Linked DNA regions of Homo sapiens: all the other regions are linked to region 2. A link is a loop called in an ENCODE intact Hi-C map of the cell type or tissue named here. Cell type or tissue: mammary epithelial cell. All regions are shown on one strand.

Region 1 (2,500 bases), 130 kb before region 2:
CTCCCACCTCCATCTCCCCAGGCTTCCCTGTGGGCCACTCCCTCCATCGCAGTGGAGGGTTCCTCTGGCAGGTCAGGAGGCAGGCCCCACCCGGGGTGCACCGCCCTCCAGCTGCTGCTTCTTCACCCTCCTTTCCTTTCCTCCCCTCACTCTTTCTGCATCAGCAAAGCTGCTCCCTGACCACCCCCTTTCTAAAAGAGCTGGAAGCAGCCACAGTATCTGCCTTGCTTTCCCAGCCCCATGAGAACCAGAGCCGTGTCTGTTCACTTCCCAGCTGAAACCTCCATGTCTGAGCAGCACCTGGCATGTCGAGGGCACCTAATGTCTGCTAAGTGGAGAAATACATTCACTCCAGGGTTCAGGCCAAGGACCCAAGATCACCCTGACTGCCCCCCACCCCCGTATCCAAAGCGTCGGCAAACCAGCTGGCTCATCCTTCAAAAGCTGCCTGTGTTCTGGCCTCCCCCTTCCCCCAGGTCTGGCCACCACACCCCTGCGTGTGTCACTGCAGCCACCTCCTAACGGGGCCTTGCAGCAGCTGCAGCCTCTTCAACTAGCAGCAGGGTCTGTGAATGGCCAGCATCCCACACTCATGCCAGGAGCCAGGGCAACGCCAGCACCAACAGAATCACCTCGTTTCCAACCAGGACGCCCAGGTTCAGCATGGGGCTGCCACTGCTGAGGCTCCTGGGCCTGGGTCTTGGCATATCTCTGTGGGGAAGGGGTGGTGGGGACAGGCTGCTGTCACTGGCTGGGGCAGAGTCCATCCCACCGCACCCAGGCTCCTCCTGCCAGCCGCCTTCAGCTCGGTAGTGACCCCATGCTCCTCCCCAGCAGTGCCCACAGATGCCCCTCCACCTCTGCTCCACAACACCCTGGACTGGAGCTTATCCTCCCGCTCCCTGCAACCAGGCCTGACCTTGTCCTCACCAAGCTGAGTTCTCATGCCCCTCGCCATCTCCAGGAGGCCGTGTGCCTGCCCCTGCCATGGAAGGCCCTGCTCCCTGGCTGGACCTCAGCTTGATGGCCCCTTGGGTATGGGCAGTCAGGGTCAGACAGACGCTGCCTCCCATTTGTCACCTTGGGCCTGGCAGGAACAGCTTGGCCAGAGTGTGGGTGGGCGCCACCCAGTGCCAGCCTAGCCCCCTCACCTGCTCACAGAGGGAGCGCAGGCCCATGTCGTCGAGGCGGTCCAGCTCGAAGGTCTCCCCCAGCATGGGGTTGAAGGGCTTGGCGATGCGGTGCACTGTGGTGGAGTAGGAGGACACAGAGAAGGCGGCCACCAGGCACATCTGCTCCACTGAGCTGGTGCAGTGCACTGCCTTGTCCAGCAGGTGGTGGTACTCCAGGTCCTCTGTCAGCCGCTGGAGCATGGACAGGGGCTCATTGAAGTTCACCTGTGGGTGGACAGGTGGGTGGTCAGGCTGGGCACCAGCCCCGGCTTGGCATGGTGCCCTTGCTTTTCTCGGATGTTCAGGGACATCCCTGCTCAGACAGCACCTTCACAGTGAGGCTCCTCAGATGGCCCTGTCCAACAGTGTGGCCCCCAAGCCATCACCTCCCTGGCCCCTCCTGGCTGTTTTCTCCACAGCCCTTCCCACTTTCTGGTCTGCTGCATCCTACACACTTTTATCATGTTCACTGTTGCTCTCCTCTGCTCGGATGGACACCCACCAAGGCCAGGGGTTCTGCCTGGCCCACTGCTGTATCTTGAGTGCAGAATCTTAGGAAGCAGTGACTGAATGGGCACATGAGTCTGTGGGTGGAGGAAGTGGGTCTTCCCCATGTTGCGAGCTGTGATGGGGCCCGGCACAGGATGGGTTAGGCCCAAGGCCCCTATCTCGGTGTCACATAGGGCAGGGTCACTCTCCCCACCATGATGCCATCGGGTACGAGTCTCAGCTTCCTCGTGTTATCTTGCTCCATCCTCCCAGACACTGAAGAGGACGCTGTGTTTCTCCCCACCCTACACATGTGGACACAGAGGCTGGAGATGTGAAGGAACTTGTTCTGGGTCACACAGCAGAACCGTCTGGCCTAGTGGAGATGCCACTGTAGCCAGGTGGCATGAGGATCCAAGCTCTGAGCCTGCATTTCCTGGGGATGGCACCAGGGATGGCTGCCAGCTGAAGGAGGGCCCACCCCTCCACACACAGCCCCATCCTGCCACTCCCCATCTACAGATCGGGACAGCTGGGACATGGTAAGGTCCTGTGAGATCCAGAGGTGCTCTGGGGCTCCCCAGGTTGCTGATCCATGCAGAGCTTCTCCCTGGCTCCTCCTGTCAGAGCCCAAAGATCCCTGTACTTTGGAAGATTGGGCAATGCCTATGTGCACGATTAGATAATTAGTTACATGCTCCTCAGGTGCCGTTAAGAAAATGACACTCCAAGGCTGTGTGTACTTCACACAGGCCATTACTGCTCATCCACGCACAGGAAAGCAGCCCCAGAGGACCTGTCGGGGCTGCCCTGCCCGAGCCACCCACCGGCATGGGGAT
Region 2 (2,500 bases):
ACCTGTAATCCAGCACTTTGGGAGGCCGAGGCAGGAAAATTGCCTGAGCCCAGCAGTTTGAGACCAGCATGGGCAACACGGTGAGGCCCTGTCTCTATAAAAAAAATTTAAATTAAATTAAAACAAATAAAAATTAAAATGGGGGTCCCTAGGTGCCATATGACCATCGGATCTGAATCTCAGTGGTCCTGCCCTAGGAATCTGCAGTTTTAACATGCTCCCCCAGGAAGACTTCATGTCCCTCAAAGTAAGAGAGAAGTTATTCAGTTTTCTTTTCTTGTGTTGTTTAATCCATACCAGTCAAATTTTCACTCAAGTGAGTTCATAAGAGAGTTCTTTATACTGTCTGGCCAGCTGGGAGGATGGGGCTTCTCTCCTCCTCAGGACTGAGGGGTCTGAGGGTCAATAGCTTGAATGCACCTATATTTTCCCTTTGTTCTAAGGAGAGCATAACCCTGTTCCCATCCATCTTCTTAGGGAGTGAGGACAGAGGCAGTGGCCACAGAAGAACCTGGATCAGTATCTGCAGGCATTCTCCAAGCCCTAAGGAATGTCTCCCCCAACAAGTAAGAAACACTGTGCTTTGTGAAGTCATTCCTTCAAACGGGAAGAGAGGACTGTTAAGTGGACCAAGCCCACTTGCATCCCCAGGCACACAGGCAGCAGGGTTCCCGAGAGCTGTTTACAGAGCCAGAACAACGCCACACTCCCTGGGAATTTATTTCCACCTCAGTGGGATCACACCCAACAGGAACAGGAGGAAATTCTTCCAAGTCCTACCTGTTAGAGGATTTTCATTTTGGAGCAATAGGGTGGCAGGCTGTCCAGGTATTCTTTAGGGCCAGCCTCTAGGGCCACCAGCCACCCAACCCCCTCCTCATCCCCGCCCACCCCACTCTACTGCCTGCTCTAGTTGCTCTAAGGGCAGAGCCTGGGCTGCCTGGGATAATTCCAAGTGCTGGGCTGTGATATCAGAATAGAGTTATGACATCAATGGAGGGTAGGCGAGCCTAGGGGAGGCGAGAACCGGGGAGCCCCTGAGGCGCTAGGCTAGCCCCCCAGAAGTGAAGGCCCAAGAGGGAGGTGGCCAGCTCTGTATCGGTTTCTTACAAACCTGAACATCAGAAAATGACTCACAGGTACGGAGAGATTTGTTGCAAGCCAGCCAACCTGCTGGTGCTTCCCTAGACACTGAGTTACAGAAAAGAAAGCGAACAAGCCATCTTCTAGCGCCCCCCTGTGTCAAGTAAAAGGATACTATCTCTTTTCTGACTTGGAGGTTTGCCTTTGGACCAGGGAGTTGGGAGCAGAGACCCCAAGTGGGCTGGGGGTCAAGGTCCCCCAGGATAGGGTTAAATGCTCGTAGATAAAATGCAGGATGCCCAGTTACATTTGAATTTCAGACACACAATAAATAAATTTTAGTATATAGACTGCCCAAATATTGCATGAGACATCCTTATACTAAAATATTATTCGTTTTGTATTTGAAGCTCAAATTAAACTGGGTGACCTGTGGGTTTTTTTTTTTTTTTCTGTCACTCTGTTGCCCAGGCTGGAGAGCAGTGGCTCAATCTCGGCTCACTGCAACCTCCACCTCCTGGGTTCAAGCAATTCTCCTGCCTCAGCCTCCCAAGTAGCTGGGATTAGAGGCATGCACCACCACACCTGGATAATTTTTGTATTTTCAGTAGAAACAGGTTTCACCATGTTGGCCAGGCTGGTCTTGAACTTCTGACCTCAAGTGATCTGTCCACTTCAGCCTCCCAAAGTGTTGGGATTACAGGCGTAAGCCACTGCACCCGGCCAACCTGTGTTTGTATATTTTGAATCTGCCAATCCCACTCAAGGAGCTTTTGAAAAAAAATACAAATACCCTCTGCACCCAAAAGTCATTCTCATTCTGTTTTAGCAGGGCAGGGGACTTCTTGGGAACCTGTATTATTTTAAAGCTGCGAAAGTGACTATCAATAACTGCAGCTTACTTTAGTCGAGTGTTTGCCAAGCCGTGTGCCAAGATCTCTTCACACATTATCTAAACTAATCCTCACAGCACCTCTAAGAGTTGGTTCTATCATGAAACCCATTTTACAAAGGAGAGAAATGATGCAAAAGACGGCAAGCAACTTGTCCAAGGTCACACAGTGGGTAAGTGTGGGAGCCACGATTTGAACCCAGGCAGGCTGGCTCCAGCATCTCTGCTTCCACTGACTTAGAAATCTTTGATTGAAGGGACCCTGGGAAGCACAGAATTGAAGCTTCTAGGGGACTGACAAGCGGGGACTCTGAGGCTCTAGGAAGCCCATGCTCAGACTAACTGCTACGCTACCATGCTCGAGGGGCTGAGCCAAGGAGCAAACACCTGGGAGCAAACATCTGGCCCAGGCAGGAGGCTGGCTCAGAGAAGGCTTTCCTGAATGGCCTCTCCCTGGAGGGTAAACAGACTTGAGGAAAATAGGGTGTGGGAAGGGGCTGGATACTAGGGAACAGACCTTGCCAA
Region 3 (2,500 bases), 67 kb before region 2:
AGATAACTCCAGAGAACAGGGGCAGTGCCAGCATCACCCCCAATTCAGAAGGGCCCTACCCTTGATTTAATTCTCAGCTGTCTTGAAATTCTTAATAATTTTTGCAAGGGGCCCTATATTTTCATTTTGCATTTGCCCCACAAGTCAAGAAGCAGGTTTTGCTAGGGGATGACAGTTCCAGGGACCACTTCTCTGAACCCCAACCACCAAGGACAGTGGATCGGTGCCAGGGTCCCAAGAAGTCCTGTCTGGCTTGGGTTCCAGCCACGTACAACATAAACCAACTTCGTTTAGAATGCCTTCCGTTGGTTTTCCACACAATGGCAGGAGACAGTGCAGCTGACGAGCCATCAAAGAGCAACAACAAATAATAACTGAACTAGTAAGGACACTTCATGCTTTTTGGTTAGTCAATTGCAAGTGAAAACAAGGCACATTATACTGGCCAAAGAATAATCTCTCAGAATGATGGAAGTCTAATGTAGGGAAGCTTACAGCAAGGTGTTGTCCACACCCGCCCCAAGCATCATGAACCAGAACGTTCTTGCCAAGGGTGATGGGGCTGCTAGAGGGAAGCATTCACACCCTTTGACTCAGCGATTGCATTCTTGGCAATGTGTCCCGGAAAGAAACACAAAGGAAAAACTTTACATGCCAAAGATGCTCAGGCAGCAGTTGGCTACAGTGATCTGGGAAGAACCTAAATGTCTAACAGAAGGAAAAGGCATTCCACAGCCTTCCAACGAATAAACACAAAGCCTGCGATAACGTGGGAAAGTGTTTATGATGTACAGCCATGTGAAAATGACATTTTTTTTTTTTGGATCTCAATGATATTAAAAGGATGTTTGTATAAAGGAAAAACATTGACCAAAAATAGAGACCTAAAAACAGTGGCAAAGGGATAATGGCGCTATGGAAACGCCATGCTCTTGAACATCTGGAATTGTTGTCTAAACAGTAAATAACCCTTAAAAATAATGAATGCCTAGGGCACAGAAGATTGGTCCTGCTGAATCTCAGAAAGTCTGGCCAAAAACAAAGCATGTGTGCTGGGGGACAGGTGAGGAGTGGGATTTGGGGAAGGGATTTTGCCAGGCAGATGAGCAGTTACCAAATGGTTAATGAACTAAGAGTCACATTCCAGGGGCCCTGTCCCGTACAAACTATGCTGCTTCTAATGTAAAAATATCCGCGGTGGAGGGATGCACCCAGTGGGCCTGACCAGGAAAGACACTTGTCCTCTAACCAGCCCCACCTATGGCCGAAAGGCTGATGGCCATGCCAGGTCAGGATGCGGCAGGCAGCCCCAGGGCGCTGTCCAGGTGGGGTTCCATTCCCCAAGTCTGTGGCCTCCTTCCGCCTTGACACACCACCCAGTGTGAGCAACTACTATTTCTGAAGATATGCGTCAGGAATCATTACTCAACACACACGTCACAGGGAAACAGGACATAAAAGGAAATTTATCTTTGGCAGCCCAAAGCCCATAACTTCATTTTTATTCATATTGCTCATCTATTTGATCAGATGCTGCTGCTGGTTTGAGCTGACTGGCACTTTATAGGAAAACCAGATGCCAGGAGAATGAATCTGCAGTGGGCAGGGCCGGGCCCTACAGGACACTCCCTGATGAGGTCAGAAGAAGATGTACATCCAGCAAACCCCTCAGTCCCAGCTCCAGCTCAACCCCATGCATCCAGACTCAGGCCCCTCTCTCCATTTCACTAGCCACCTTGAGATCTTTTCACTGAAGTCTCCCAAGCCCTGCTCCCACTTTGGCCCCCGTCGGGTCACCTGTCTTAGCCTGGCACCTAAGCAGCCCTCTCTTTGCCCAGAGGCAACAGAGGTCATTGTGCTACCTTCAGGACCAGTCAAATATTATTACTAATAATTGTTTTTATTAACAGGGCTGTTGCATATGGTTGAGCAGGTTGTACATTGCACAGCCCTAGGAAGTGCCATTCACAACAGACACTATAGATTTATTTTTATTACAATGCAAATCCAGCAAATGGAAGAGTCTCGTTCTGACAAATCAGAACAATTTTAAACTATTACAACAGTTTACAAATAAGTAGAGGTAAGGGCCCGGCGTGGTGGCTCACGCCTGCAATCCCAGCACTTTGGGAGGATTTGGTTCACGCCTGTAATCCCAGCACTTTGGCAGGCAGACCATTTGAGTTCAGGAGTTCAAGACCAGTCTGGCCAACATGGGGAAACCCCATCTCTACTAAAAATACAAAAATTAGCCAGGCGTGGTGGCAGGCATCTGTAATCCCAGCTACTCGGGAGGCTGATGCAGGAGAACAGCTTGAACCCGGGAGGCAGAGGTTGCAGTGAGCCGAGATTGCACCACGGCACTGCAGCCTGGAAGACTCCAGAGCAAGACTCCGTCTCAAAAAAATAACTAAACAAAAAATAAGTAGGGGTAAAGGGTCTTGAGGAAGAGGCATCCTTTTCTAATCCACGCGAGGTGCCAAGTGAGCCCACAGCAGCC

Evidence for each region. Hi-C counts contacts between places; a loop is a spot of excess contacts. Peaks named below come from ENCODE experiments on the same cell type or tissue, not always from the same donor. Only the 100,000 strongest peaks of a DNase experiment are listed, where the experiment ranks them.
Region 1: a loop joins it to region 2, with 11 times the contacts of the local background. A loop is called at or near these places in 29 of 110 quality-filtered maps.
Region 3: it touches region 2 in a loop (9-fold over the local background); 2 of 110 quality-filtered maps call a loop at or near these places.

Annotation. Positions count from the first base shown.
Region 1 is chr22:30,889,625-30,892,124 of GRCh38, reverse strand. It overlaps OSBP2 (oxysterol binding protein 2), which reads right to left. Exons shown (of 14, transcript NM_030758.4): 7 at 2,489-2,500; 8 at 1,152-1,397. It overlaps LOC107985544 (a long non-coding RNA gene), which reads left to right. Exons shown (of 3, transcript NR_146603.1): 3 at 1,935-2,500. Among named protein-coding and RNA genes, the nearest start is that of MORC2-AS1, 31 kb to the left of the region's middle. In mammary epithelial cell, a CTCF peak has its summit at 1,328 (motif pointing right); no DNase peak of the experiment used is centred here.
Region 2 is chr22:30,762,673-30,765,172 of GRCh38, reverse strand. The region is part of intron 2 of OSBP2 (oxysterol binding protein 2); the gene reads right to left. Among named protein-coding and RNA genes, the nearest start is that of MIR3200, 32 kb to the right of the region's middle. RefSeq lists a silencer at 1,194-1,243. In mammary epithelial cell, a CTCF peak has its summit at 1,239 (motif pointing left); a DNase peak (open chromatin) is centred at 1,172; H3K27ac peaks cover 244 bases.
Region 3 is chr22:30,829,208-30,831,707 of GRCh38, reverse strand. All of the region lies in intron 2 of OSBP2 (oxysterol binding protein 2), which reads right to left. Among named protein-coding and RNA genes, the nearest start is that of MORC2-AS1, 92 kb to the left of the region's middle. RefSeq lists enhancers at 816-1,316, 1,317-1,817, 753-1,952. In mammary epithelial cell, a CTCF peak has its summit at 1,260; DNase peaks (open chromatin) are centred at 597 and 1,467; H3K27ac peaks cover 2,328 bases.